Regions from separate parts of the Mus musculus genome. Here region 2 is linked to region 1. The links are chromatin loops, found by intact Hi-C in ENCODE. Cell type or tissue: left cerebral cortex. All regions are shown on one strand. Links, peaks and the distances in the headings refer to the core of each region. The heading gives the core; the rest is flanking DNA. Region 1 has its middle 8.8 kb from the start of Gp6. Region 2 has its middle 23 kb from the start of Ncr1.

Region 1 (16,066 bases), core at 5,262-13,261:
GAAGAAGGTATATCCCTTTGTTTTAGGATAAAATGTTCTGTAGATATCTGTTAGATCCATTTGTTCCATAACTTCTGTTAGTTTCACTATGTCCTATTTAGTTTCTGTTCTCATGATCTGTCCATTGATGAAAGTCGTGTGTTGAAGTCTCCCACTATTATTGTGTGAGGTGCAATGTGTGCTTTGATCTTTAGTAAAGTTTCTTCAATGAATGTGGCTGCCCTTGTATTTGGAGCATAGATATTCAGAATTAAGAGTTCCTCTTGGAAGATTTTCCCTTTGATGAGTATGAAGTGCCCCTCTTTGGTTTTTTTTTTGATGACTTTGGGTTTGAAGTTGATTTTATTAGATATTAGAATGGCCACTCCAGTTTGTTTCTTCAGACCATTTGCCTGAAAAATTGTTTTACAGCCTTTCATTCTGAGGGAATGTCTGTCTTTTTCCCTTAGATGGGTTTCCTGTAAGCAGCAAAATGTTGGGTCCTGTTTGTGTAGCCAGTCTGTTAGTCTATGTCTTTTTATTGGGGAGTTGAGTCCATTGATATTAAGATATTAAGGAAAAGTAATTGTTGTTTCCTATTATTATTATTATTATTATTAGGTTTTTTTCGAGTCAGGGTTTCTCTGTATAGCCCTGGCTGGCCTCGAACTCAGAAATCTGCCTGCCTCTGCCTCCCGAGTGCTGGGATTAAAGGCATGTGCCACCACGCCCGGCCTATTATTTTTGTTGTTAAAGTTGGCATTCTGTTCTTGTGGCTGTCTTCTTTTAGGTTTGTTGAAGGATTACTTTCTTGCTTTTTCTAGGACCTGTTTTCTGTCCTTGTATTTTTTTTTTTCTGTTATTATCCTTTGAAGTGCTGGATTCTTGGAAAGATAATGTGTGAATTTGGTTTTGTCGTGGAATATTTTGGTTTTTCCATCTACGGTAATTGAGAGTTTGGCTGGGTATAGTAGCCTGGGCTGGCATTTGTGTTCTCTTAGTGTCTATATAACATCTGTCTGGCTTTCATAGTCTCTGTTGAAAAATATGGTGTAATTCTGATAGGCCTGCCTTTATATGTTACTTGACCTTTTTCCCTTACTGCTTTTTATTATTTATTTATTTATTTATTTATTTCACATCTGAGAACTTTTATTGGACACAGCTGGGAGCCAGCTCTGAGGAGCAGTAGCACTCTATCCTCCACCCTAGCTGTTCAGGGCCGGGGTGAAGGTGGCTCCATCCAAGGAGTCTCAGCAACAGGAACCCCACAAGGCAACAGTCTACTAATGATTACTATATAGTTGGGAGACAAGAGCTGCTCCACAGATGCATGAATAGGTCAAATCTTTTATAAATAAACATCCAGTGAAGAGAACAATGACAACTCTAGTTCATTCTTATACACAAGGAGCACTCTAGGGCGATGGGTGGGGTAACCAGAGGCTGACTTCGTCACTGGTCAGGGGCCTGGGTGGGAGATGAGTGGGCCCATATGTCCACAGCATGGAGCAGTAGGGGCAAGGCGGGGGCGACAGACAATGGGCACTAGGACACTGCACATTTACAAGATCAACTACTGAGGGGCAGCTGCCCGTGCATGCGTCAGGCTGTTCATTCTGGAATGAGGAGGGGTGATCTTTATATCCTATCCTGTGACTGATGTTGGAAAAGGACTACTTTGTGGAGAGGATTAGGGCCACGATGAGACCGTAGAGGCCAAGCACCTTTGCAAAGATGAGGATCAGGATCGTGCCCACGAACAGTCGAGGCTGCTGGGCAGTGCCCCGAACACCAGCATCTCCGACGATGCCAATGGCAAAGCCAGCAGCCAGGCCACTCAACCCCACACTCAGGCCAGCACCCAGTTGAAGAAAACCTGTAGAGGGTGATGCCATCAGTCAGGGAGATAGCGATAAGTACTGCCACCGCCAGGCCGTAGATGGCGATGATCCCAGCCATAACCACTGGGATGATGGACTTCATGATCAGCTCTGGCCTCATGACTGACATGACTGCAATGCCAGTGCCGCTCTTGGCTGTGCCATAGGCGGCTCCCATGGCGCTGAAGACCATGGTGGACGAGGCGCCCATGACACCGAAAACCGAAGAATATTCGGGGTTGTTCTTGATGTCAGCCATGCCTGCAAGCAGGGAAAGGACAAGCTCAGTGGGCGGCGGTGGGCTAGGACAACGGGACAGCGAGCGAGGAGGCAAGCGAAGATCATCGAGGCAGCGGATGGGAAGGCGACCCCCTTACTGCTTTTTTTTTTTTTTTTTTTTTTTTTTTTACCTTCTCCCACCCTCCTCCTGCACCTCCCCTTACTGCTTTTAATATTCTATATTTATTTAGTGTATTTGTTGTTCTGATTATTATGTGTCAGGAGGAATTTCTTTTCTGGTTCAGTCTATTTGGAGTTCTGTAGGCTTCTTGTATGTTCATGGTCATCTCTTTAGGTTTGGGAAGTTTTCTTCCACAATTTTGTTGAAGATATTTGCTGGCCCTTTAAGTTGAAAATCTTCACTCTCATCTACTCCTATTATCCATAGGTTTGGTTTTTTCATTGTGTCCTGGAGTTCCTGGATTTTTTGCGTTAGGATCTTTTTGCATTTTGCATTATCTTTGATTGTTGTGCCGATGTTCTCTATGGAATCTTCTGCACCTGAGATTCTCTCTTCCATCTCTTGTATTCTTTTGCTGATGCTCGCATCTATGGTTTCAGATTTTTTTCCCAGGGTTTCTATTTTCAGTGTTGCCTCACTTTGGGTTTTCTTTATTGTGTCTACTTCCCTTTTTAGGTCTAGTATGGTTTTGTTCATTTCCATCACCTGTTTGGATGTGTTTTCCTGTTTTTCTTTAAGGACTTGTAACTGTTTAGCAGTGTTCTCCTGTATTTCTTTAAGTGAGTTATTGAAGTCCTTCTTGATGTCCTCTACCATCATCATGAGATATGCTTTTAAATCCGGGTCTAGCTTTTCAGGTGTGTTGGGGTATCCAGGTCTGGCTGAGGTTGGAGTGCTGGGTTCTGATGATGGTGAGTGGTCTTGGTTTCTGTTAGTAAGATTCTTACATTTACTTTTCACCATCTGGTAATCTCTGGAGTTAGTTGTTATAGTTGTCTCTGGTTAGAGCTTGTTCCTCTCTTGATTCTGTTAGCCTCTATCAGCAGACCTGGAAGACTAGCTCTCTCCTGAGTTTCAGTGGTTAGAGCACTCTCTGCAGGCAAGCTCTCCTCTTGCAGGGAAGGTGGACAGATATCTGGCATTTGGACCTGCCTCCTGGCAGAAGATGAAGGCCCAAAACAGGGCTTGTCCCAGAATTTGTGTAGCTTCTCTAGTCCACACTCTCACCTGCGCAGAGTTGTCTCGGCAGGATCCCGGAACCAAGATGTCTCCCCCAGATGCTGTGGCAAAGCCCTCCCGGGCTGGGGCGGACACCTCTCCTCTGGGAGGGAAGGTGCTCGGGTGTCTGGAGCCCGAAACACGGTCTGCCCCAGAAGCTCTGTGGGTTCCGCCTGTCCCAGAAGCTGTTAGCCTCTGCAGTCCACACTCTCACCTGTGCAGACCAGTCTTGGTGGAATCCGGGAACCCTGTGAGATGCATTCTGAATGATGCTGTACCACTTGTTTACTGCTAACCCCCAGCAACATTCCTTCTGAATTGTGTGTGACAAGTACAGCACTAGCCAATGGTGATAGAAACTTTGAAAGAGTTTGTGCTAGTTTCAGAAAATAAAGCTTTCTTTTTAAACAAATAATTTTGTTTTGGCTGTTGGAGACTGGTTTCTCTGTTTACCCATCCTGGAACTTGCTCTGTAGACTGTGGTGGCCTTGAAATCAAGGTATAGAACCTTGAGAGACTGCCTACCTCTGTCTCTCAAGTGCTGAGATTAAAGGTATACGACACTCCTGACTGTTTAGTTCATGTTTACATTAAAATTTTAGGTCAGGTATTGTCACAGGCAGACATATCTTTTATTCCAGTACTCAGATCTCTGTGAGTTTGAGAAAATAAGTGTTATTATTGTGCAAAGAGAATCTCTTATAAACATCACCTGTCAATAAAAAAGCTGATGGCCAATGACCTGAGGCAGGAAATAGGAGGTAGGACACTGGCAGGAAGAGAGAAGGTTCTAGAAAATAGTAAGTATAAATGAGAGATTCAAGAGAGACCCAGGGAGACATTGGAGATATGAGATGGACTGAGGGGGAAGGTCATAAGCCAGCAGGTAGAGGAATTTGGAGAGTCACTTAGGAGATGAAAGGAAAGAAGTAGGCTGGGGAGATGTGATATGAGGGATGCATGGTACTTGAGCACAGGTAACCAGCCACATGGCAGAATGTAGGCTAGAATAAATGGGGTTATCTTTAGTTATTTCTAGTCAGAGAAGAGCCCAGCTATATGGCCAAGGTATTTGTAAATATATTTGAGTGTGAGTCTTTTTTCTGGGAACATGGGACTGGGAGGAAGAAACAGGCCATTACTTCTTCTTTTTTCTCCCCCAAAATAGTCCCCACTGCTGCTTTCCTGTTACAGAATTTCATTACACTTTCAGTTTCCTACATATCTTAACTTCTCTTTCCTTATGGCCACCATTTTTAGTTTCAATATACAAACTCTCATAGTTTTAAAGATTTATTTATTTTATTTTATGTATATGAGTACATTGTAGCTGCACAGATGGTTGTGAGCCTTCATGTGGTTGTTGGGAATTGAATTTTTTTCTTTTCTTTTTTTTATTAATTAGATACTCTCTTTATTTACATTTCAAATGCTATCCCAAAAGTTCCCTACACTCTCCCACTGCCCTGCTCCCCTACCCACCCACTCCCACTTCTTGGCCCTGGCATTCCCCTGTACTGGGGCATATAAAGTTTGCAAGACCTAGGGGCCTCTCTTCCCAATGATGGCCGAGTAGGCCATCTTCTGCTACATATGCAGCTAGAGTCAAGAGCTCCGGGGGCACTGGTTAGTTCATATTGTTGTTCCACCTATAGGGTTGCAGACCCCTTCAGCTCCTTGGGTACTTTCTCTAGCTTCTCATTTGGGGGCCCTGTGTTCCATCCTATAGATGACTGTGAGCATCCACTTCTGTATTTGCCAGGCACTGGCATAGTCTCACACGAGACAGCTATATCAGGGCCCTTTCAGCAAAATCTTGCTGGTATATGCAATAGTGTCTGGGTTTGGTTGCTGATTATGGGATGGATCCCCAGGTGGGGTAGTCTCTGGATGGTCCATTCTTTCATCTTAGCTCCAAACTTTGTCTCTGTAACTCCTTCCATGGGTATTTTGTTCCCTATTCTAAGGAGGAATGAAGTATCCACACATTGGTCTTCTTTCTTGATTTTCTTGTGTTTTGCAAATTGTATCTTGGGTATTCTAAGTTTCTGGGCTAATATCCACTTATCAGTGAATACATATCTAGTGACTTTTTGTGATTGGATTACCTCACTAAGGATGATATCCTCCAGATACACCCATTTGCTCCAAAATTTCACAAATTCATTGTCTTTCATAGCTGAGTAGTACTCCATTGTGTAAATGTACCACATTTTCTGTATCCATTCCTCTGTTGAGGGACATCTGAGTTCTTTCCAGCTTCTGGCTAATATAAATAAGGCTGCTATGAACATAGTGGAGCATGTGTCCTTATTACAAGTTGGAACATCTTCTGGGTATATGTCCAGGAGAGGTATTGCTGGATCTTCTGGTAGTACTATGTCCAATTTTCTGAGAAGCCACCAGACTGATTTCCAGAGTGGTTGTACAAGCTTGCAATTCCACCAGCAATGGAGGAGTGTTCCTCTTTCTCCACATCCTCGCCAGTATCTGCTGTCACCTGAATTTTTGATCTTAGCCATTCTGACTGGTGTGAGGTGGAATCTCAAGGTTGTTTTGATTTGCATTTCCCTAATGATTAAGGATGTTGAACTTTTTTTCAGGTGCTTTTCAGCCCTTTGGTATTCCTCAGTTGAGAATTCTTTGTTTAGCTCTGTACCCCATTTTTAATTGAATTTATTTGAATTTCTGGAGTCCAGCTTCTTGAGCTCTTTGTATATATTAGGTATTATTCCCCTATTAGATTTAGGATTGGTAAAAATCCTTTACCAATCTGTTGGTGGCCTTTTTGTCTTATTGACAGTGTCTTTTGCCTTACAGAAGCGTTGCAATTTTATGAGCTCCCATTTGTTGATTCTCGATCTTACAGCACAAGCCATTGCTCTTTTGTTCAGGAATTTTTCCCCTATGGCCATATCTTCAAGGCTTTCCCCCACTTTCTCCACTATAAGTTTCAGTGTCTCTGGTTTTATGTGGAGTTCTTTGATCTACTTAGACTTGAGCTTTGTACAAGGAGATAAGAATGGATCATTTCTCGGGAATTGAATTTTTAGGACCCCTGCTTGCTTTGGTTGGCTCTGCTTGCTCCTGTCATCTCTGGTCAACTCTGTTTGCTCAGTTGCTGCTTGCTCCAGCCCAAAGATTTATTTATTGTTATACATAAGTGCACTGTAGCTTACTTCAGACACACCAGAAGAGGGGGGCAGATCTTATTACAGGTGGTTGTGAGCCACCATGTAGTTGCTGGGATTTGAACTCAGGACCTTTGGAAGAGCAGTCGGTGCTCTTAACCACTGAGCCATCTCACCAGCCCCACTCACATAGTTTTAAATGTAAGTTTCTTGCATGAGTGAAAACATGTGGTATTATCTCCCTGAGTCTGGCTTACTTGGTGTAATATAATGATTTCCATTTTCTTATGGGCGTCATGACTTCATTTTTCTCTCCAAATGTATAAAGTTCCATTCTGCCTACATACTACATTGTCTAATTTATGTGCATCTAAGCTGCCCTGTGTAAATTTCCTATCTGCTGTGACTAGTGCGATAGAAGTGCACACAAATGTGCAAGACCTTGCTATGTTGACTTAGAGTTTGCCAGGATTAGCTACGAAGCTCCATCCCTTTTATTAAAACAAACAAAAAGAAAACAAACAAAATATAATATATTAGACACTGTTTGCCCATCACTTTGTAGGCTGTTATTTAATTTAGAAATGTCTTTGTAGATTGTAACATTTTTCAATTTCTGAATGTCATATTTCATGTTTGACTTCCAATTTTTATTGTAAAGCCCTTTGCCTGTTGTCTCGTGATTGTCTTTTCTGCAGGTGGTTCACTCGGGCTCTCAGTCAAGATTAGTGTATGCTCTTCCCAGACTATCTGGAAGAAGTTCTTCTCTAACACTAGAGGGCTGCGTGTTATCCTTTATGAACCACCTCCCCAAATGAACTTTGGTATTGTATTTAATTTCTCTCATCAGTTAGGTATGCTGGTGTATGCTATGCTTATGATACCAGCTGAAGGCAGCTGAAGTCAGGAAGGTCTCAGGGTTGAAGTCACCTGGGGCTACATAGTAAGACTCTATTTTATAAGACTTATCATAGCCACTACCTCTATGATCAATCACATATTGTTTTGTTAGGTAGGTTCCCTATAGTTTCCTAAATACCTAGTTCTGTGTTTGCTATAAGGTAAGCACTCAATAATTCTCTGATTGAATGAGTAAACTAATGTAACCGACCTTTAATAACAGACTACCTCTGTTTTCTCATTGCAGGTCCATCTGGGTCTCCCATTGTGATTTGGGTCACAGTTGCTGCTGTCTGCTTCCTCCTCCTCCTTCTCCTCCTCTTCCTCCTCTGCCTCTGCACCATTGGGCCAAATGTAGTATGTTCCGGGATGGGGAAAGGATTAGTCTGGGAGTGGTGTATGGGGGTTGGTGGGTTCTAAGGCTGATCGTTGTCTTTCTGTAGAGACCAGCAGTGATGAGATCACGAGCCAAGTGAAATATAAGAGGTACGAAAATTTGACTCTTCCAATAAATACACCTCTGCATCTCCATCTAAGACTATTGTCTGAGTACTGGAGATTGAAGCCAGGGCCCCTACTGCTCAATGGACATTCTTAACTCCTAAAAATTCTACTTATATGTCATTTCTTAGGGATAACTTAACTTTTCAACTTCTTTTTACTCAGCTCCAGCCCAGTCATGGACATCGAAGAAAACAGTAAATGTAAGGTGGAGTACATCTCTCTGAGGAAAGGGATGCTTGGGGGACTTAGACCTTCAAAGACGAACAGAAGAGGTGGGAGGTGCCACTCTGCTGCGTCATGTTGCTGTCTTTCCCTAGGATTCTGTTGGTCATTTATGAAACATAAAATACACAGCTATATAGCTTAAAGGCTCATGTGAAAGAGGCCTACTCTCTCACCTTTCCTTCCAGATGATGAGTTGGAATGCATTCAGCCTGAGAACTGCAGCCAGGTGCACACACAGGTGAGCTTTCCCTACCTTTCTGTCCTTCGTTCCTAGAATCCTACCTAGGTGTCTCCCGATGACAGGCATCTGCAGCAGAAGACTCAAAGGAGGTGACTTATGCCCAGCTATGCCAAGAGAACATGCATTCACTTCCCTCCAATACTCTTCACCACACGTCTACACAGACCTGTGTATATGCCACACACAGATTATCCCAAGAGGAGAGCCAGAACTAGCAATGAGGCATGCAGGTATTTCTTCAGCAGAGGGGGGTGTCATGAATGATGAATGAAGCTTCTCATGCTCTTCAACTCAAACCATCAGCTTGGGGATCCAATGAACTCAAGTGTGGAGAAGCTTGTTAACCACGAAGAAACTCTGGAGCTCACAGACATCACTCAGCAAACTGTGATTCCTTGTGATTTGCTCATGTACTCACTTGTGTACCTGTCAGATATAAACAGATAACTTTCCTTGGGCTCATGTTAACTTAGTCAGGGTTCTCTAGAGTCACAGGACTTATGGATAGTCTCTATATAGTAAGGGAATTTATTGATGACTAACAGTCTGCAGTCCAATTTCCCAACAGTGCTCAGCAGCAGCTGTGAATGGAAGTCCAAGGATCTAGCAGTTGTTCAGTCCCACGAGGCAAAGCAGGCGAAGAAGAGAGTGAATCTTTCTTCTTCCAATGTCCTTATGTAGGCCTCCAGCAGAAGGTTTGGCCCAGATTAAAGGTGTGTGCCTCTACCTCTGGATCTGGGACTTGCTTTGTCCCAGATGACCTTGAACTCAGAGATCTTCCTGTCAATCTTCTGGGATACATAGCTACTATGCCTCAAGATCTCCATGCCAAGATCCAGGTCAGAAACTTGTATCTCCCAGCCTCCAGATTAGGATCACAGGTGAGCCTTCAAGTTCTGGATTGTAGATATAGCCAAGATGACAACCAGGAATAGCTACTACACTTAGTAAGACACGATTTTCATTATCTACTGAAAGAGGAACAAGAGGACTCCTTTTGATTAGTGATACAGAGCACTTCAACAGTGTTATCCTTAATCTTGGCTGTTAAGTTGATGGGTTTCAGAATCATCTAAGAGATAAACCTGTAGGTGTATCTGCAGAGCTCCTCCAGAGATGTTTACCTGAAGTGGAAAGACACACCATGAATATAGGTGATACTATTTTATGGAGCAGGGTCTTAGATTCAATATAAAGTAGAAATTAAGTGTAACTTCATTATTCATTGATCCCTGTCTCTGCTTCCTGACCATGGATTCAGAACGTCCATCTGTATCACGTGTCTACCACTACACACCTATCTACTGTATCCTCACTTTCATAATAGACTACACCTTAAAGCTAAGTCAAAATAAACCCTTGGTGATGATTATTCTCAATTGTCAACTTGATGAGTTATAGTCTCCTGGGAGACTGGCCTCTACACATAGTTGTAAGAGAATATTTTGATTACGTTAATTGAGGTTTGAAGACCTGCCCATTGCATTCCCTTTATTGGGCTTCTAGACTATGTAGAGATAGTCAGTTGAGCGCAGTATTCATTGCCTTCTTATTTTTGATTGTGGGTGCAATATGTTAGCCATATCAGGTTCCTGCTGCCTTGACTTCTGTACCATGATGAACTGTAACCATGGACTCTCCCTTAAGTTGCTTTTTGTCAGTTTTTTTAATCATAAAAACCAGAAAAATAACTAAGACCTTCTCTCTTCCTCAAATTGATTTTATCACAGTCTCCAGAAAAGCAACTAATTCAGAAAACAAAGAGGTTGTCACTCTCTAGAGCTTTTTCAGTAAAACTTTGGGTTCCAGGTTTGTAGAATCACTCAGGTTTGCTCATGGAGACATCCAGGCACCAGGGATAAGTCAAGAGTAAAGAGAATTCTTGCCATCATTTGGTACTGTGAAAAATACTGAAACAAACATGGGACTTCAAGAATCTTTATGAGGTGGTGATGTTAATTCACCTGTGCATATATGCAGAAGAGATGATTTGGGTAACACAATAGATAGGTCTTTTCAAATTTATTTAATAACCTCCATATCATTTTCCACAAAGACTGTTCCAGTCTATGTTCCCTCCAACAGTGTACAAGTGTCCGCTATTCTCCACACTCTTTCCAAAACTTTGTCACCTCTTCTCTTTGGTGATGGACATCCTAGCACATAGAATAATGTGCTTCATTATGACATTTTACAACAACCCCCCCAACCGCCCCCCACCATTGTACTTTGTTCATATTCCCATTACCTTCTTTTGTTTCCACTTCTACAACTAGTTTGGTTTTTCTCTGAGAGTAACTCTGAAGGAGTGCACCAACTACTTCAGATTAATTAAGGTATAAAGAGGAAAAGTTAACTAGTGTCTGTAGGAAGTCTCTGTAAGGAAGAAGTCTCATATTGTAGTCTATATAGGATCTTGTTGCTGCTAGTTTTTGTGCATGCTGGTAAAATCATTTGTCAACACTCTTTCTTGGACCAGAGGAAAGCTTTGCTATCCCTCTGAGCCTTACATGGGGAGGGTTATGACATTACTGTGGATCTGAAGTATTGGGGTCCTTTACAGTGCTGTTTCCATGTCAACAATACACATTCTTAATATCTGTTCCCCACAGATATTATATTTCATCATATTCATGTATGAAATTAAAAAATTATTTATTAATCATTCCATTCATTTACATCTCAAATGATATCCCACTTCTAGGTTACCCATCCACCAACCCCCCCATCCCACATACACCCTCTTCCCCCTCCCCTTTGCCTCCATGAGGGTGCTCCTCCACCCAGCCACCCTCTCATGCCCCACTGCTCCAGCATTCCCCTATACTGGGGCATCAAACCTCCACAGGACCAAGAGCCTCCCCTCCCATTGCTGTCAAGCAAGATCATCCTCTGATACATATGTATCTGGAGCCATAGCTCCCTCCTGGTACACTCCTTGGTTGGTGGTCTAGTCTCTGGGAGCACTGGGTGGTCCAGTCAGCTGATGTTGTTCTTCTTATGGGGTTGCAATTTCCCTCTGCTCCTCTGGCCCTTTCGACAGCTCACTCACTAGGGTCCCTGAGCTCAGTCTGATGGTTGGTTCCAAGCATCCACATCTGCATTGGTCAGTTGCTGGCTGGACCTCCCAAGGAACCACCATACTAGGTTCCTGTCAGCAAGCCCCTCTTGACCACAGCAACAGTGTCGGGTTTGGTGTCTGCAAACATTATGGATCCCCAGATGGGGCAGTCCCTGGATGGCCCTTCCTTCAGTCTCAGTTCCATTTTTGGTCCCTGTTCTTCCTTTGGACAGGAACATTTCTGCATTAAAAACTTTGAGATGGGTGGGGAGCCCCATCCCTTGACCAGGGGCTGTGCCTATCTACTGGAGGTAGTCTCTACAATGGAAGAGTTGAGGGGAGGCTGAGGTTGAAAAACATATTTTGAAAGAAGAATAAATGAAAAATAAAAAATAATGGCATAAACTATTTTTTAAAAAAGATTTTATTTATTATATGTAAGTACACTGTAGCTGTCTTCAGACACACCAGAAAAGGGCATCAGATCTCATTATGGATGGGTGTGAGCCACCATGTGGTTGCTGGGATTTGAACTCAGGACCTTCGGAAGAGCAGTCAGTGCTCTTAACCACTGAGCCATCTCTCCAGCCCCTTAAAAGATTTATTTACTTTTTTTGTTTTGTTTTTGCTTTTGTTTTTTCGAGACAGGGTTTCTCTGTATAGCCCTGGCTGTCCTGGAGCTCACTTTGTAGACAAAACAAACAAAATAAAATGACCTCTTCCAAAGAGTGAAGAGCATAGACTTTTGGAAGGAACTAACCTTCAGTTTCAATTTTCAGTAAAATTACATTTAGTTCATGTAATGGACCAGACTCTATTATTTATTTATTTGTTTGTTTGTTTGTTTTTCGAGACAGGGTTTCTCTGTATAGCCCTGGCTGTCCTGGACCTCACTTTGTAGACCAGGCTGGCCTCGAACTCAGAAATCTGCCTGCCTCTGAACCAGACTCTATCTTAAGGATGGAAGCCGTTTTGTTATAATGTCAGAACAAGTTCTTCTCTGTTTGTTGCAAAATTCTAGTTGACTGTGCTTTACCTGTTTCTGAGATTTGACTTGCTTCCTACTGCTTGGAGTTTGACTCACACCTTGAATATTCCCTGATAAGATATCCTGCCAGATAACTTCAAAATGTTCAATCAAATTCTTATATAACCAAAGTTCCTCTGGGAATTCCTCAACCCTTGAAAACCCTAATCTTGCAGTTTTTGGACTATAGAAACCCTACCCTTTCCCATGTTCAATGCTATATTTTCAAACTCTGCTTTAGGGAGGTAGCCTTGTCTGACAGAAAATAAAGCTTGCTTTAATTTGATCGAAGAATTTGGTTGATGGTCTTTACTCTTATGGGTGGGATTAGTACTTGCAGTTAGTGGCTAAGGTTACACAGACTGGCTTGCCCTCAGATTGGCATAGTTTAGAAGACTGGATGGGCCCAGGTTTTGGGTATATGGGGGGAGGTACAGAGACCTTCATTATGCTGGAAGGGAAGAAGTTTTTGTGTTACTATCATAATAATGATAGCAATAATATCAGTAATAATGATAATAAATAATAGTATGCATGGGTGTATTTATGCCAAGGCCCAATGTGGAGGCCAGAGAGCAAGTTGATGGAATTGGTTTTCTCTGTCCACCTTTAGGTGGGTTCTGCAGATCAAACCCAGGTCATTGGGTTTGCATGGCAAGCACCTTTACCTACTGAGCTAGGGATCGAATAAAGGCCATCAGACTTGGCAGCAAGCACCTTCACTTATTAAACCACCTGGTCAGCCTCCAGTGTGTGTTAGTTCTTAAATAAAATTTGACATCAAAGTGAAGTAGACTTATAAGTTCAGATCTGGTAACTCTTTCCTGGGTATATAGTGGTGTGTTGCTTATTAATGTGCCATTTCATTCAACCATGGGTCACATATACAGTTGTGGTCTTACATGATTACAATATGCCTAAGACACTCTTATTAACTAGTGACCTTGCAGACATTGTAATTTGGTGGCTCAATGCATTTATTCATGTTTTAACAGGCCAAGTGCATTGTTGATCATATAAAAATATAGCAGTTGCCCATACTTTGTATAGTCAAAACCAATTCTTTGTGGTAATCTACCATCTGTCTCTTTCAATATTTCTGCCTCACTCTTCCATTATGGTTCCTGAGCCTTAGGAGAAGGGGGTGTGATGTATTTATTTATTTATTTTACTTTTGAAATTATGTCGCAACATAATGGGTTTCACGATGACATTTCCTCACACTTGTCTCCTGTACTTAGCTCACATTTACCTCCGTTACTTTCTCTAGTCACCTGTCACTGGTTCTCTTCTTCCTATAAATGGTCTTTCTACAACTTTCATCTGCTTGTATATTGAAGACAGTTCCATACAAGTCCATTAAATGTGCATAGAGTGACTTTGGCCAATTGTTGCTTATAGTCCTTCAGCAAAGGTATTTGGATATAGTTTGCTTGGTCATTCTTGGGAAAGTGGTGGAGGATACCGTGGTAGAAGAAGATAAATGTCCTACAGATTATAGGGAGTTGATAAACTCATAGCACCCAATGGACATATAAATGACTTTTACACAGTGTACAGTGCACATCTTTGTTATACATGTTTCATATACTCTGCTCACACTTACCTCCATCACCTTTTCTAGTCTCCTTTTTGAAAAAAGTTTTTTTATTGTTATTTATTTACATTTCAAATGTTATCCCCCCTCCTAGTTTCCCCTCTGGAAGCCCCCTCTCCCATCCCCTCCCCCTGCTTCTATGAAGGTGCTCCCCCACCTACACACCCACTCCTGCCTCACCACCCTAGCATTCTCCTATGCTGCGGCATCAGGCCTTCACAGGACCAAAGGCCTCCCCTTCCACTGATGCCAGATAAGGCCATTCTCTGCTACATTTGCAGCTGGAGCCATGGGTCCCTTCATGTGTACTCTTTAGTTGGTGGTTTAGTCCCTGGGAGCTCTGGTGTGTATGGTTGGTTGATACTGTTCTTCCTATGAGGTTGCAAACCCTTTCAGCTCCTTCAGTCCTTTCCATAACTCCTTCATTGGGCTCCCCATGCTTGGTCTAATGGTTGGCTGTGAGCATCCACATCTGTAACTTGTCAGGCTCTAGTAGCGTCTCTCAGGAGACAGCTATATCAGGCTCCTGTTAGCAAGCACTTCTTGGCATCAGCAATAGTGACTGGGTTTGGTGGCTGCATATGGGATGGATCCCCAGGTGGGACAGTCTCTGGATGGTCTTTCCTTCAGTCTTTACTCCACTCTTTGTCCCTGTATTTCCTTTAGACAGGAGCAATTCTGGGTTAAGAATCTGAGAAGGGTGGGTGGCCCCATCCCTCAACTGGGGCCATGCCTAACCTCTGGATATGGTTTCTACAGGGTCTCTCTTCCCTTTGCTGGGTATTTCAAATAATGTCATCCTTGTTGGGTCCTGGGAGCCTCTTGATTTCCTGGCATCTGATACTTTCTTTTGGGTACCCCCATTTTCTCATCCCCCATTGCTACACACCTCTGTTCAATTTCCTGTCCATCTCCCCCATCTCCTCCCACACCTGATCCTGCTTTCCTTTTCTCCTCTTCCTCTCCTCTCTTCCCCCCAAGTCCCTCACATCCTCCCCCTCTTGTGATTATTTTGTTCCCCCTTCTAAGTAGGACTGAAGCATCCACACTTTGGTCTTCCCTCTTTTTGGGCTTCACATAGTCTGCAAGTTGTATCAAGGGTATTCCGAGATTTTTGCCTAATATCCATTTATCAGTGAGCACATACCAGGTGTGTTCTTTTGTGACTGTGTTATGTCACTCAGGGTGATATTTTCTAGTTCCATCCATTTGCCTGTGAATTTCATTGAAGTAATTGTTTTAATAGCTGAGTAGTACTCTATTGTGTAAATGTACCATATTTTCTGTAGCCATTCCTCTGTTAGTCTCCTCTTCTTTCAGATTTACTTTTATACATGTGTGTCATATGAATGAAGGTGCCAGCAGAAGCCAGAAGATGGAACTAGATTCTGTGGAGCTGCAGTTATACGTGGGTGTTAATCCAGCCAATGTAGTTGTTGAGAAGTTAGCTAAGGTCCACTGGAAGATCAGCAAACACTTGACCACAAAGCCGTGTTTCTTTTCACTTTCTTTCCTCTTCCTCCTTTACTCTCCCTTCTTCCTTTGATCTTCTTTTTGTAACTTCCTGAGTCCAATTAGTGCTCGCCATACACACATAGGTGTAGGGCCATCCAATGAAATATGGGCAAGCTACCATACACACATAGGTGTAGGGCCATCCAATGAAACATGGGCAAGCTACCATAGGTCAAACCACTGAAGAATGATGACTTTCCTGCCATTAGCGGCCATCACCTACCAAACGCTCCTCAATTAGGGGTGGGGTAATTAAAAAATTAACTTCAATTATATGTATGTATGTAAATGAGAGGGAATTGGATTCTTTGGAGCTGGAGTTATAGGCTAATGTGGCATTGGTGACTGAGCTGCAGTCCTTTGGAAGATCACTAAGTGATTTGAACTTCTAAAAATCACTCCATATGTCAGGAATGAGGTATGTTTTTCACTTTTTGGAGTTATAATGATCCTGGTAGGTATATGTATTTGAGAGGGCACAATAAAGAATCCACCTAAATGGCTGCTCCATCTCCTAGGAGGGGAGAGTTGTTTTTTTTTTTTT
Region 2 (16,066 bases), core at 2,975-10,974, 90 kb after region 1:
TGCTTTCAGCAGGATAGCCATTTTGACTATATTAATCCTGCCAATCCATGAGCATGGGAGATCTTTCCATCTTCTGAGATCTTCTTCAATTTATTTCTTCAGAGACTTGAAGTTCTTATCATACAGATCTTTCACTTCCTTAGTTAGAGTTTGGAGCATAGATATTCAGAATTGAGTGTTCATCTTGGAAGATTTTACCTTTGATGTATATGAAGTGTCCCTCCTTGTCTTTTTTGATAACTTTGGGTTGGAAGTCGATTTTATCTGATATTAGAATGGCTACTTCAGCTTGTTTCTTCAGACCATTTGCTTGGAAAATTGTTTTCCAGCCTTTCACTTTGAGGTAGTGTCTGTCTTTTTCCCTGAGATGGGTTTCCTGTAAGCAGCAAAATGTTGGGTCCTGTTTGTGTAGCCAGTCTGTTAGTCTATGTCTTTTTATTGGGGAATTGATTCCATTGATATTAAGAGTCATTAAGGAAAAGTATTTGTTGCTTCCTGTTATTTTTGTTGTTAGAGTTGGGATTCTGTTCTTGTGGTTGTCTTCTTTTAGGTTTGTTGAAGGATTACTTTCTTGCTTTTTCTAGGGCGTAGTTTCTGTCCTTGTATTGGTGTTTTACTGTTATTATCCTTTGAAGGGCTGGATTCATGGAAAGATATTGTGTGAATTTAGTTTTGTCATGGAATACTTTGGTTTCTCCATCTATGGTAATTGAGAGTTTTGCTATGTACAGTAGCCTGGGCTGGCATTTGTGTTCTCTTAGGGTCTGTATAAGATCTGTCCAGGATCTTCTGACTTTCATAGTCTCTGGTGAGAAGTCTGGAATAATTCTAATAGGCCTGCCTTTATATGTTACTTGACCTTTTTCCCTTACTGATTTTAATATTCTGTCTTTAGTGTTTTTGTTGTTCTGATTATTATGTGTCAGGAAGAATTTCTTTTCTGGTCCAGTCTATTTGGAGTTCTCTAGGCTTCTTGTATGTTTATGGGCATATCTTTCTTTAGGTATGGGAAGTTTTCTTCTATAATTTTGTTGAAGTCATTTGCTGGCCCTTTAAGTCATTCTCATCTACTCCTATTATCCGTAGGCTTGGTCTTCTCATTGTGTCCTGGATTTCTTGGATGTTTTGAGTTAGGATCTTTTTGTATTTTGCATTTTCTTTGATTGTTGTGTCCATGTTCCCTGAGATTCACTCTTCCATCTCTTGTATTCTGTTGCTGATGCTCGCATCTATGGTTCCTGATTTCTTTCCTAGGGTTTCCATCTCTAGAGTTGTCTCCCTTTGGGTTTTCTTTATTGTTTCTACTTCCATTTTTAGATCCTGGATGGTTTTGTTCAATTTCATCACCTGTTTGGTAGTGTTTTTCTGTAACTCTCTAAGGGATTTTTGTGTTTCCTCTTTAAAGGCTTCTAGCTGTTTTCCTGTATTTCCTTCTTAAAGTCCTCCATCATCATCATGAGAAGTGACTTTAGATCTATGTCTTTCTTTTCTGGTGTGATAGTGTATCGAGGACTTGCTATGGTGGGACAGTTTGGTTCTGATGATGCCAAGTACCCTTGGTTTCTGTTGCTTCTGTTCTTACGCTTGCCTCCTGCCATCTGATTATCTCAAGTGCTTGCTGCCCTCAATATATCTGATTGGAGCCTGACCTTCCCAGTTGATTCAGGACTCCTGAGTCCAGCTTTCTCTGTGATCCTTTTATTGTGGGCTCCTGTGAACCTGAGCTTCTGGGTGTGTCAGTTCTTGGTAGTCAAATTCCTCTGAGACCCTGAAATACTGGTGTGACCCAGCTCCTGTTATCCTGGGATCCTGTTGTCCTAAGATCCTGGGCATGTTACAGTGCTGGGAAGTGGTGTCTCCTTTGAGGACCATGGAGCTGTCTGGTCTGTTTGAAACCAAGCGAAACCAGAACTGATCAAAAGGAACTCGAGCCTCTGGTCAGGAAGGGCTCTGGTGTCTTTGTTCCTTTGTCACAAGTCAGTCACAATCGGATTGGAACTGATGTTGTGTTCCACTTACCAGTGATCCTAAGATCGTGTGGAGAGTCCTCTGGGGACTGTGGGGGTGTCTGCTGATTCTGCGCCCAAGGTTACCTGGTGCTGCTGCCGACCGGAAGGGACTTGTTAGTTAGTCTCTTAGTGAGACTAGGAGAAAGTCTTTTCCAAAGGACAGTTCGCCAATTATTTATCTAAACTAAATAATTTTCCTTGAAAAATATACATATAGTAATGTTATATGGACTGAGCATGCTGTCATTATATATTTAGCAATATACGTGTATAATATGTACATTAACATTACACACACATACACACACATACATACACACATACACACTCGTTTTCAATATATAACATCAATTAAAGAAGAGGCCATTAATATGAAAGAGAAAAAGGCCATTAGCATGGGAATATGTGGACAGAGAAAAGGAAGAGAGAAATGAAATGATTTTTACATGAAGATTTAGTAGCAACTAATTACCAGCCATTTCCTTTAGCTTGAAAAAACTGAACATTTCCAGTGTCTGTTGGTCATGAACTCTCTCTGCCACTGTTTTTATGAGGAATCTTTTATATACTTCATTTCTGAAGGACAGTTTGTGACATTTATAGGCAGGTTATTTTGCTTTTCCAGTCACCTCATTGACTAGATCATCCTGGTCTCTTGTGGTCTGCAGGTCTTTGCTCAGAAATCTGCCATTAGCTGTACTAGAAGTCCTTATATGTCATTTGCTTCTTTTGTCATTCTGTGAAGGTCTCTTATGATAATAATTTCTCTGTGACCTTGATTATTTGTGTTAATTTTCTTTCATGTCAATGACCATCTTGGACCTGACCGTTTTCATATTTCTCTTTGTTTAAAGAATGCTCTCAATGTTTTCTCTAAATCGGTTTTTCTGTTTACTTTATTAGCTGTGTTTTTAATATTTTACAAATTCTTGAGTATTTTATACAATATATTTTAACAAAATTCATACCCCTACCTAGACTAATTCTAGATCTCATCTTCCCCTACCTGTGTGTATGTGTGAGCCTCTGTGTTCCTTTAATGAATTTTCATGACTCATTTGGTGTTTGGATGGTATGAAAAGTCCACTCATTCTTCTTCATTTAATTTTTATTCTGTTTCTGCTTTTACACATCAGATTATATAATGCTTGATACAAGCTTACAAGTAATTAGGTGTACTATTGAAGCATTCTGTTAACTTAAAACATTTTGCATTTAGTTTGTGTGTATGCATGTATATATATATATATGTATATACATACATACATACATACATACATACATACATACATACATACCATGGCACAGTGGTATGTATCAGATTACAACCTGCTGGAATAATTTCTCTCCTGTCACAAGGTAGGGATTGGGAATGGAAATCAGCTAGTCATATTCATAGTAGGAGCTTTTTCCAGTTTGGATTCTACATTCTTTTTCTATTGTGGGGACCTGGCTATTGTAGGTTTTTTTTGTTTGTTTGTTTGTTTTTTGTGCTGCAATGACTTATTTCCAATTTCACAAAATTTTTTACCCAGAGTTTCTTTGTTTGATAGATCATACTGTTACATCCCAATACCAGCCCCCTTCTCCTCTCAGTATGCCTTCTCACAGATCTTCTTCCCCCATTCTCTTCTCCTATGAGAAGCAGGAGCCCCCTGAGTATCACCCACCTGGCTCATCAAGTCACTGTAAGACTATACACATTCTCTCCCCCTGAGGCCAGACAAGCCATCTGAGTTAGAAGAATGGGATCCATAGGCAGGCAACAGATTCAGGGACAGTCCCCACTCCAGTTGTTGGGACACCCTAGTGAAGATCAAGCAGCACTTTTGCTACATATGTGTGGGATGAGGATAGGTCCAGTCCATGCTTACTCTTTCATTGGTGGTTCAGTCTTTAGAGCCCCAAAGGGTCCAGGTTAGTTGACACTGATGGTCTTCCTGTGAAGTCCCTGATCTCTTCCTGTCCCTCAATCCTTCCTCCAATTCTTCCACAAGACTCCCAAGCTCTTTCTGATGTTTGGCTATGGGTCTCTGCATCTGTTTCCAAATTGGCTTATGTGAAGCCTCTCAGAGGACAATTATGTGAGACACCCTTTGGCCTACTTCTGCCCGAGGTCTCTGGCACATCAGAGAGATGCCCCTACCATGCACCCACTGCTGATTTTCATTGTGTCTCCCAGGCTCTTTTTACACCTAAACCCACCCCAGCTCCTTTCACACTACTACCCAATTTCCTCCCTCTTATCTTATCTCCAGTATCTTATTTTATTTCCCCTTCTAAGAAATATTCAAACATCCTCCCTTGCGCCCTCCTTGTTATGTGGCTTCTTTGAGTCAGTGGATTTTAGGAAGGTTATACAGTGCTTTATGGGTAATATTCAATTATAAGTGAGTTCTGTGCTTTTGGTTGTGGGTTACCTCACCTAGGATCATATTTTATAGTTCCACCCATTCGCCTACAAAGTTCATGAAGTCCTTGTTTTTAATAGCTGAGTTGTATTCAATTATATATATGTACCACATATTCTTTATCCATTCAGTGGAGGGACATCTTGGTTGTTTCCAGTGTCTGGCTATTATGAATAAACCTACTGTGAACACAGTTGAGCAAGCGTCCTTGTAGGATAGTAGATCATCTTTTGGGAATATGCCCAGGAATGGTATAGCTGAGTCTTGAGGTAGAACTATTCCCATGATCCTGAGAAATGAACAAATTGATATGAAACCATTTCTAGAATGGTTGTAGAAGCTTACAGTCTCACCAGCAATGGAGGTGTTTACCTTGCTCTGCATTCTTGCCAGCATGTGATTTCCCTTGAGTTTTTGATCTTAGCCATTCTGATGGTTGCAAGGTAGAATCTCAGAGTTGTTTTGATTTGCATTTCCCTGACAACTAAGGCCTTGAACCTTTTAAAGTGTTTCTTGGCTATTACTGACTCCTCTGTTGAGAATTTTCTGTTTAGATCTGTACCTCAGTTTTTAATTGGGTTATTTTGGTTGTGGATGTCTAAGTTCTTGAGTCCTTTATATATTTTGAATATTACCCCTTTATCAGATCGAGGGTTAGTACAGATCTTTTCCCAATCTGTAGGCTACCATTTTGTCCAATTGATGGTGTCCTTAGCCTTGGAGAAGCTTTTCAGTTTCATGGGGTTCTGTTTATTAGTTATTTATCTTAGTACCTGGGTTATTGGTATGTTGTTCAGAAATTTTTCTCCTGTGCCATTGTGTTCCAGAGAGCTTCTTACATTTTCTTTTATTAAATTTAGTGTATCTGGCTTTACTTTGAGGTGTTTGATCCAGTTGGACTTGAGTTTTATGCAGGGAGATAGATATGGGTCTATTTGATTCTTTTTCATGCTGACATCCAATTAAACCAGTTGTAGAAGATGATTTCTTTTTTTCCCCCCATTGTATGGTTTTGGCTGAAATATCAAGTGTCCATAGGCATGTTTGGATTTATTTTCAGGACTTTGATTTTATACAATTGATCACCTTGTCTGTTTTTTTTTTTAACCAATATTCTACAGTTTTTATTATTTTTGCTTTGTAGAATAGCTTGAAACCAGGGACGGTAATATCTCCACAAATTCTTATTGTACAGGATTACTTTAGTTATCCTGAGTTTTTGGGTTTTCAATACAAAGTTGAGAATGTTCTTTCAAGATATGTAAAGAGTTGTGTTGGATTTTTATGGGAATTGCATTGAATGTGTAGATTGTTTTTTGGTAAAATGACCATATTTACTATGTTAATCCTACTAATGCATGATCCTGGGAGATCTTTCCACCTTCTGATATCTTCTTCAATAACTTTCTTCAAAGACTTTAAGTTCTTCTCATACAGATCTTTCACTTGTTTGGTTAGAGCTACCCCAAGATATTTTATATTATTTGTGACTATTGTGAAGGGTGTTGTTTCCCGATTTTTTTTTTCTCAGCCAGTTCATCATTTGTTTAAAGGAAGGCTACTGATTTGTTTGTGTTCATTTTATATCTGTACATGTTGCTGAAGTTGTTATTCAGCTATAGATGTTCACTGGTAACATTTTTTGGGGTCTATTTTCTATTTTATCATATCATTTACAAATAGTGAAACCTTGACTTCTTCCTTTCAGATCTTTATTCCCCTGATCTTTTATTGTCTAGCTGCTCTGTCTAGAACTTTGAATACAATATTGAATAGGTAGGGAGAGAGTTGTCAACCTTGTCTTGCCCCTGATTTTAGTGAGCTTACTTTAAGTTTCTCTCCATTCAATTTGATGTTGGTTATTGGCTTGCTGTATATTACCATTATTGTGTTTAAGCCTTGTATCCCTGATCTCTCTAAGACTTTTAACATGAAATGGAGTTGGATTTTTCTCAAAGGCTTTTCCATCATCTAAGAAGATGAACACACTTGTTTGTATGGTGGATTATGCTGACAGAATTTTTTATATATGAAATCACCCCTGTATTCCAGGGATAAAGCCTACTTGACCATGGTGGATGATGTGTTTAATATTTTCTTGGATTTGGTTAGCAAGAATTTTATTGAGTATTTTTACATCAATGTTCATAAGGGAAATTTGTCTGAAATTCTATCTTTGTTGAGTCTTTGTGTGGTTTAGGTATCAGAGAGACTGTGGCCTCATAGAATGAGTTTAGTAATATTCCTTCTGTTTCTATTTTGTGGAATATTTTGAGGAGTATTTGTATTAGTTCCTCTTGGAAAGTCATGTAGAATTCTGTACTGAAACCATCTGGCCCTGGTTTTCTTTTTTGGTTGGGGAAATTTTAGTGACTCCTTCTTTCTTTAGGTGTTATAGGACTATTTTAGTAGTTTACCCACTCTTGGTTTAACTTTGGTAACTGGTATCTGTCTAAAAAAATTATCCACTTCATTTAGATTTTCAAATTTTGTAGAGTGCAGGCTTTTGAAGTAAGATGTAATTGTGATTGTTTGAATTTCCTCAGTATGTGTTGTATCTTCCTTTTCATTTCTGATTTTGTTAATTCTGGTACTGTCTTTTAGTTGGTTTCACTAAGGGTTTGTCTGTTTTGTTGATTTTATTGAATAACTTGCTTTGGGGACATGGATCTTCAGAAATGAGAAGTTCTCTTGGTGGTGTGTTTCTTTGTTGAGTATGAAGTGTCCTTCCCCATCTCTTTTGATTACTTTTGCTTGGACGTCTGTTTCATTAGATAACAGAATGATTCCTACTACAGGTTGTTTCTTGTGTCCATTTACTTGGAAAACACTTTTGCAGTCTTTTTCTTTGAGTAATGGCTATCCTGATATATGTTTCTTCTATACAGCAAAATGATGGATCCTGTTTAGGCATTCAGTCTGTTGGCCTGTGTCTTTTTATTGGGGAATTGAGTCCATTGATTTTGAGAGATACTAATGACCAAAGATTATTAATTCCTGCTTTTGTTTGTTTGTTTGTTTGTTTGTTTGTTTGGTTTTTTTTTTTTGAGACATGGTTTCTCTGTAGCCCGTAGCCCTGGGTGTCCTGGAACTCACTTTGTAGACCAGGCTGGCCTTGAACTCAGAAATCTGCCTGCCTCTGCCTTCCAAGTGCTGGGACTAAAGGCATGAGCCACCACGCCTGGCTAATTCCTGCTATTTTAATGTTGGAGGTGGTACTGTGTGTGTGTGTGTGTGTGTGTGTGTGTGTGAGTGTGAAAGAGAGGAGAGAGAGACTCTTGATTCTTTTCTTTTGATTTTAATGTGTGTGTGTGTAATGTATATGTGTCATGTATATATGTATTAATGTGCCAATGTGTATATGTGTCAATGTATGCATGTATATGTGTACATATGTACATGTATGTATGAGTATATTTGTCAGTGTGTATACATGTATATGTGTATATGTATCTATGTATAGATTACATATGCATATATGTATATATATACAAACACACATATATATTCATATGTTATATATGTGTGTATATATAAAACAAAACAGACTCATCCATATATGTGTGTGTGCATGTACAGAAATGGACTCACACCTGTAACTGTAATGATCAATGAAAAAAAAATGCTCTCAATGTAAGAATGTGAGGTGTTATGAGAAAGCTTGGAGAAAGAGTAATAGAAAAGTCTAGAGGAGAAGAAACAAAGAGGCGATAGGATTTAATTGAATTTCAGTAAAAATACTTTTTAAAGAAGAGATGAAGTTTGAATCAGGGTATCAGATTATACAATAATAGTTAAAGAGCTTGCCAAAGAATCCTTATCTTGTCTGGCCAAACACATTGGGATATCTATGTATCAAGGCATATATAGGAGGTGTCATAATACATTCATGAGGAATAATATTGGGATCAGTTAGGGCAGATATGAGATTCTCTAACACTCCTGATTTCTCCTCACATAGATCTCTCCACAGTATTTCTACTGTCTCAACAAAATTTGAAATACAAGGAGTCACCTACTCTAAGAAAACCACATCCATGCATCTTATAACTTTACAGGTTCAACATTAATGGGTAAAGTGAGTTTCCCTGACCAACCTCAAAGGACATTCCTTAATAGGAAGACAGACATCACTGACCAACTATTCCCTCCCCTTCTCTGATTAATTCTTCAGGAAATTATCCTTCATGTATAGAAACACTCTAAAACTAGTGAGTAAATGATCCCTCTTCTGTATTGTGGAAACTTAGGGACCAACACTTCTTGTGTTCATGAGTTGGATCAGCTGAGTCACAGCTCTGTATTCTTAACTTCATCATTTCCTTTTTCTGTGCTATGCACACTCCAGTGTAGTCTACTTGACAAGCCGAGAAGCCTGGAAGCACTCATGAGGCAAAGAGTTTCAGAGAAACTCACCTCCTGGAACCTTGGCATTCTCATAACCCGTATACTCATACCCTATCCCCGAGTTAGTCTGATGTATGGATCCATGTGCTCTCTTTTAGTATTATTTTATTATAAGTGCCCTTTAAGATTGAATTCTGACATAGCCTTCGCCAATGTTCCAATATCCTAGAAAATCCTTGAAGCCGACAAACTTGGAATTCAGTAGGAATTCAATGAGAAGGTTATCTATTCAGTAACATTCAAATTTACTTCTAGTAGAGACAGTGAAACTAATTAGGCATTACAAAGAATGGAGCTGGAATAGCTCAGGGAAGGTCTGCAGAGTGTTTACTTGGGACAATAGCGGGTCTTACCCAGACAAAGGAATACACAATGGCCTAGCTAATAGGTGGATTTACCATGAGAGAGTTAGGGAATCCCCCTGAGACAGGTTTCTTCACTAGAACCCCTGGTGGTGGGTTTAACAATAGACTAGCATTACACCTGGCTGCTTTCTTAGAGGTAAACAACAGTGCCTGGTCCCTGCCATCTTTTGATGTATACATTCCTTATGTTTTGTGTCACTGTAACTTGGCAGATGTATCTCACCTGGTTTCTTGTTATTCTTCTGTATAAAAAGTTCGATGCTCGACTTGACAAATTACATTCAGATTCTACACTATCTCCTGTGTTGCATCTGTCATTCATTGTCCATCTGCAACCAGAGACTCGTTCTACACTGACAGGGACCAAAGAGGGTCTGTGGCATTTCTGTTCCCAAACTCTGCAACATCAGAGGTTATTTAGTGACATCATGAGATACAAATTGACTTTATCTCTAATTTCTGCACCCAAGACCCCTGCAAGTGAACACTAGCCTAAAAGGAAGCAACAAGCAGAAGGCAAGATGTACAAACAATGTCTGTTGCTGAATGATCTTGACTTCATTTTTTTCCCATCTGGGAAACATTGTTTGGTTCAAGAGTATTGTATGTGTAGATGTTACAAAGCAGTTTACTTAATACTGGTATGAATATCTGGTTAAGATACTGAACACATGAAATTCATATTGTGTCTTGTCATTTTCTTTCAGTGGTATAACAGTGATGAAATGGGGCATGAGTCAAATGAAATAGAAGTAATTTACAATGTACGATGTAAGAGATAAAAATTGAAGATTCATGGTGACATGGTCTTTCAAGGTGTAGGAAAGCTGCACATTGATAATGGTCTTACATCAGTAACTTCTGCCTGCACAGTGCTTCATGGAAGGACTGATCATCTTGGATTTTATACTCTGAATTTATAGAAGCCTCTAGCTGAAGCAAAATCATTTTATAATGCACATAATAACAGAATTCTGGATATTCTGTGAGGTTTCCCCCTTACCTGCATTCATACTATATATAGCAATATTGTATTTACTCTAAGATTTTCATATGAGAAAATTCAGAAAAGATAGACATATGACAAGTCCCATCTAGATTCATATTTTTGGGGTGTAGGAAATAGTTTATTGGTCTTAAACTTCCATACTGTAGTCCATCACTGGAGAAAACCAGGTCAGAAACCTGGAGGCAGGAGCTGATGCAGCAGCCATGGAAGGGTCCAGCTTACTGGCTTGTTTCTCATGACTTGACCAGCTTGCCTTCATATAGAACTTAGGACCACCAGCCCAGGGGTGGCACCACCTACAATCATTAATGAAAAACTTGCTCTATAGGCTTGCCTACAGTCCAGTCTTGTGGAAGCATTTTCTCGACAGAGGTTTCCACCACTCAGATACTTTGTGTCAACTTTACATGAATCTAGCCAGTACAGGTCCAGTTCCCTTTCTCCATGCTGGAAATTTATCTGGCTTGAATTTGGGCAAATCTTGTGCATATTGTCACAGCCTCTGTGAGTTCTTTTTCTAAAGAAACGTCATATTATTTATTCGCACATTATTAAAGTAAGGCACTCAATTATAGAGATCCTAAGATTTTTGCCTTTTGTGTTCACATCTTCCTCCAGATAATCATGGGCTCCTGCATATTCAGATTAGACAGTCAGGTTTCATCACAGTTGTCTTCCTTATCTTTCTCATTCATTCTTGGTGGTCTCCCAAAAGGGATAAGTATTGGGAAGAAGTTGGTGAGTGACATCTGAGCAGCATAAGAAACTGAGACTGGAGTAATACAGGTGTGCATTCTTCAATTACTTAGCCCAGGACAGGGCCCCTGAGGCCAGATTTTCTAAAGAGAACACTGGAGCACTTGCTTGTTCCTTTAGCAGACCACTGACTAATACTTCAGGGTACCTTCATGACCCGTCCAGCAGGTCCAGTTATTCGAGGATCTCGAGGGGACCTCCTCCTAATAACCAAATGGGGGGTAGAGAGAGACGAGGGTCTTGTACGAATAACGACACGGAAACCGTTCTGAAGTTGTATCAAGACCCCTATGTATTGAGAAAGGTCCAAGGTTTAAATGCACAAGCAAAGGGGGAAGTACAGATACTTATCAGTGGGAGGGGTAGGGCAATACAAGTAAAAGGAGAAGTACTTATGGGAGGGGGGGCAATAGAAATGTACATTCTTAGGCAGTTACACGGGGAAGCAGGAACTTGGTGGTATCAGGGTGTGGTCAGGACATCCGTGATGACCTAGGGCTGGAACATCCCGTAGTTCTCGGAATCCATGTGTCGGTGGCCCGCTTTTGACCCCTTTTTTCTTCTTGGGGGGAGAGGCCCAATTCAGAGATCAGGACAATAGCGTTGCCTTAATGGCTCCCAACATCTCCCCCGTTTTAATATTTTTAAAAAGGCATATTGTATAATAAATTTGTAGCCACGTTTTTAACGATCACCTAAGCGTCTGTTTGCTCACCGGGTGATTCTCTAAAACCACGAAGGACACAAGGACAAGTCATCTATGAGGCTTGAATTAATGGTTCCAATCTTTTGGATATAACTTGGGCTAGCCAAGGGATTTAGGAATGAAGCAAGCTCCGTGGGTAGAGGTAGAGGTCTGATCCCCAGTGTGTAATGTTAGGGGCCATGTACAGGATTGACTCTCAGGCCCACAGATCTTTACCCAGAGTAACCCTGACCTGCTCCTGTGCCGTTTTTTTCTGGGGAAAGGTCCCTGGGGCACTCAACCTTTATGCAATCAGACATGCCTCTCAGAGACTGTCCAACAGCTTCTAGACTAATCTCTGTGCAGTACTTAGTCTTACAACTCTCACGGGCGACGGCTTCAAGTTTTAATTTTTTGATGTGTCTAGCCTGGGATGACTGTTTAGTTTCCAATGTGGCGAGAATGTATATTACCATGTCGGAAGCACAGACTACGGCAATCTATAAATGATTTGTGGCATGAGACTGATGGCCGAATTTAGGGGGAGGGGAATGATCTTACTTAAGCATTTTATGGAAATTGAGTCTCTCTCCGTGAGAAGAGGGTGATGAAGTGGCATCCGCGTCTGCCTCTTCTCCAATAACCTGCTTGTTATCACCAACGTCCAGCCAATGGTAATGAACTGAAACAAATGCACTTGAAAGAGATGAATCAATTTGAGATTTAACAAATCGAGTCAATTTCTGAAATGCCCAAGGACCGAAGGAAATCAATAGTAGGAGTTCCAATAGGGGTCCCAAAAGGGAGGGCAACAAGGTCGAAAGCCAGGGGGAGGTTGAAAAACCAGTTTTGGTAGTCTACCTTCCCTCTAGGCCATTGTAAATACTTGTGTATGGGTGTAACTCAGCTATCTACAGTTCTAAGTATCTACTCTGGTTCCTCTTTAGGTCTTAAACTTCCTTTTTCCTAGTTGATGGTAAGTTCCTGTGTAAGGCAATGACCTAGCTTTTATTAAAGTGATAGTGCAATGCCAGAGGCAATTCTGAATGTCACTGAATAGTCAACTTTCTTCCTGAATTCTAAACCCATGGTCTGCTCAAGGACTTTTTAGGACAGTGGAACACCGGTCAAGGCTTGGCTATGTCTAAAATTTCTACCTTTCTAGCCTTAATGTATGTTATATCCTGTCTTCTTACTAAGACTACTACTTTAAGACATCTTTTGCCTCTAAATTTTTATCTATATAATATGTTGCTCTGACAAAGCTATGGAAATATCCCTATGCTTATCATTAGCAAAATGGACAGTATGTAGCTGCTGATCTAAAGCTGTGGTAGATACCTTTTTAAAGTTTGCATTTTCAGATTTTAAAACCAAGGATCATTTTCTAACTCTAATGGGCAGCAAAGCATAAGCAGGTCTCTTACAAAAACATAACAGTAGATTCCTTATCTAAATTAGGATTTACACAATTAGTTAATTGACAAGAATTACAATGAATATTTTAGACTTGCCAAGATTGGCGATCTTAACTTAAAATTATCTAACAATAAGCATATAGGTAAGGTACACAAACTTTCATAGCTATAAGGAGCTGGCCTGAATGGCAAAAAACAGTCTCTGACGAAAGCATCTTGTACATTCTCTGTACCAGTCTTTTTGCCTCACGAGTCAGCTTTTTTAGTTGTTTGTATTTTAAGTTGGCACCAGGTTGGTACTCCTTGCTGCAGCCCATGGTGGAGATACAAAGTTTCTTTATCTGTTTGTAAGTGGATGCTCTCCGATTTCTCCTCTTTTGTGTACTCAGCACAGCTTTTTGGTCACCACTGTCAGGGCACTCACAGGTCACAGGTCAGCCTGTCACATTGGAAGCTAGCATGCTCTTGTAGCATTCTGTGGAAAAAACAGAAACATTCCCCCTTTTCCCCATATTAAGTATCTGAACAGGATCATGGCAAGTGCCAATAAGTGGATCCTTTTTATCTGCCCTAGACACTATTTTATCCAGTTTTTCCAAAACAAATATGTGATCCAAATAATGTGCACAGGGATATAATTTCTCTCCCCCCTTCTTTGTTTTTAAAGAAGGTATAGTTTTTAAAGTTTTATAATACCTTTTCTTTGAGAATTATAAAATATCTCAGTAACATGTGTAACATTAAATTGTTGACAAAACATCTTTTGGAGGTTTTGAAAATAAAATTTTTGAAGCAAATAAATTTTTCTTTTTTAGATTTTCTGTAACTAAAATCCTAAATATTAAAAATATGTTGCCTCTAAATATTATGGAGCAACGATTACTTTTCAGAACTTTAAACTTTTCTTTGGAGGCATTAGCTAATAGAATACTTTTTTTTTTTTCACTTAGGAAACAATATACACTGAAAGATTTAAACTTTGTTTCTTGTATTGAAGCAGACAATAAAAATTTCATACATATTGTAAAGCTATTTTAGCCATACCTACAGGCAAAATTATCTAGTGATCACCAGTTCACTAAAAGTAAAACTCTTTGAATTTAAGCATTATTTTAAACATCTGAATAGATCTGTAACAAAGCTAAAAAGAACTTTTCTTGAACACAGGGAAAAACTTTCTTAGGCACTGTTTGTAAAATAAAAGAAGGCCACAATCTTCTCTGGGCTACATTAACTTAAACGTAGAATATTTTTTAATCTGAGCATCTTGGCCCTCCTGTAATAAGGACCAGTTTTAGAGGAACAATTTAACTGTCTATGCCTCTAATTTTTGATACTCTTTCTTAAGGATGATTACTCTTATAATTATCTTAATTACAATATACAGATGAATTAAAGATCTTAAATTTGTAATCAAACTGCAAGCTGCAGTCAATGGAACACTAGCAATTTTAACCATAATTTTTAAGTTTTCGTTGTAATATTAGAATGTATCTATAACTTTTGGAAAGCAAGACCCAATTTTAAACAATTTATTTTCTTTAAAATCAATACTAGAAACATCACTATCACTTTACAAAGTTTGGCTGCTCATTCATGAATGCATGACAGTGTAAATTTTAATGTTTTATTAAAGAGATATTGTTTTAAAATCTTATCTCTATAAGTCTATTTTTTAGGATAAGAATTACACAAAATTTTATCTCAATTTAGAAGTATCTTTAGAGGACTAGTTTTCTGGGCTGTTTTATGCCAGGTGCTTTTGTTTGAAAATGACTCTAGCCTTAAGTTATTACTTAAGCTAACTTTGTAACCAGTGTTATACCTTTTTAATCATACCCAAATAACTTATAAGCCAATTTTTTATGACCAAAATATGTAGATCATATTTATACCTTTAAGACCAATCAAAAACCAAATGAAGTGGCTTTACGAATCTTATAAATTTAGATCAATTAAAGACTTTTACTTTTTATAGCTATACTTATAAGATAAAAACACACTTTGTCATTTGCTAAATACAATAATCACAAAATTGCAGAGAATTTTTTAGGAAAGAACAACTATCAGCTTATTTGCCTTAGAACTAAGAGGTTGTAGATTCGAAGTTTTTCAGCAGGACCTCTCCTGCTGTGCTTGATTTTGGCTAAAGGGAAGGGCCTCTCAGCCTCAATTGTGCAAACTGAGAGTGATTCAGCAGGTAAAGTTTTAACCATTTTTTTTCTTCTTTTTAACATGAAACATAAAACAGCCAGTCATTCAGACAACGAAACAATCATTTAGACAACGAGACAAAAAACATACATGAATTGACGTGATTGGTGCAAAAGAGGGTAGAGAGCTTCTCCTGTAGGGGCCAGAGAGAATAAAACAGGGCGTCCCCCGATTTCTCTCTGTCCCTGGGAGAGTTTTAAAATCTATTTCTCTATTTTTTCCTTTCCTTTCCTGCTTGTAAGAGGCAGCTTGTCAAACCAAGATTAAAATCCAAAATTTTCTAACAGCTTCTGGCAAGCATCCAAAACTTCTAATTTATTTAATCTGAGGGCAAATTTTTGAGAAAACACACAATCTCTATACACTAAATGTCTCAAATAGCCTAAAAGTTTACCATGCTAAATCTTTTTTGAAGTCATTATTAGTCCACACTTAGTTAAATAATTTATAGCCATCTGTAAAAACGCTCTCTATTTTCTGCAACCAACAAAAACACCATTGACAAAATGAATTATATATGTTTTAGGAAATTATTTCTTAACTTCCAATAAAACCTAATCTATGAATTTTTTGACCTTTACGAAGTCTCTTTAAAACCCATTTTTATTTACTCTAAATGTGTTATTGCAAATCTCTAGCAAGGGCCTCGAAGCATGCCTGGGCCCAACACACAACTTCTTACCCCAGAGAGTTCTGTCAAGGTAAGCTGAACTGACTCAAGGGGAAGCTGCCTAGCATCTGAAAGCAGGGTAAAATTTTCAAATAAGGCTATGCCCTCATAAAAGGGCGGGG

The links. Peaks named below come from ENCODE experiments on the same cell type or tissue, not always from the same donor. Only the 100,000 strongest peaks of a DNase experiment are listed, where the experiment ranks them.
Region 2: a loop joins it to region 1, with 2.4 times the contacts of the local background. A loop is called at or near these places in 2 of 42 quality-filtered maps.

What each region holds. Positions count from the first base shown.
Region 1 is chr7:4,398,491-4,414,556 of GRCm38, reverse strand. It overlaps the pseudogene Atp6v0c-ps1. Among named protein-coding and RNA genes, the nearest start is that of Gp6, 8.8 kb to the right of the region's middle. In left cerebral cortex, for the core only: no CTCF peak of the experiment used is centred there; no DNase peak of the experiment used is centred there.
Region 2 is chr7:4,306,420-4,322,485 of GRCm38, reverse strand. No RefSeq gene overlaps it. Among named protein-coding and RNA genes, the nearest start is that of Ncr1, 23 kb to the left of the region's middle. In left cerebral cortex, for the core only: no CTCF peak of the experiment used is centred there; a DNase peak (open chromatin) is centred at 6,761.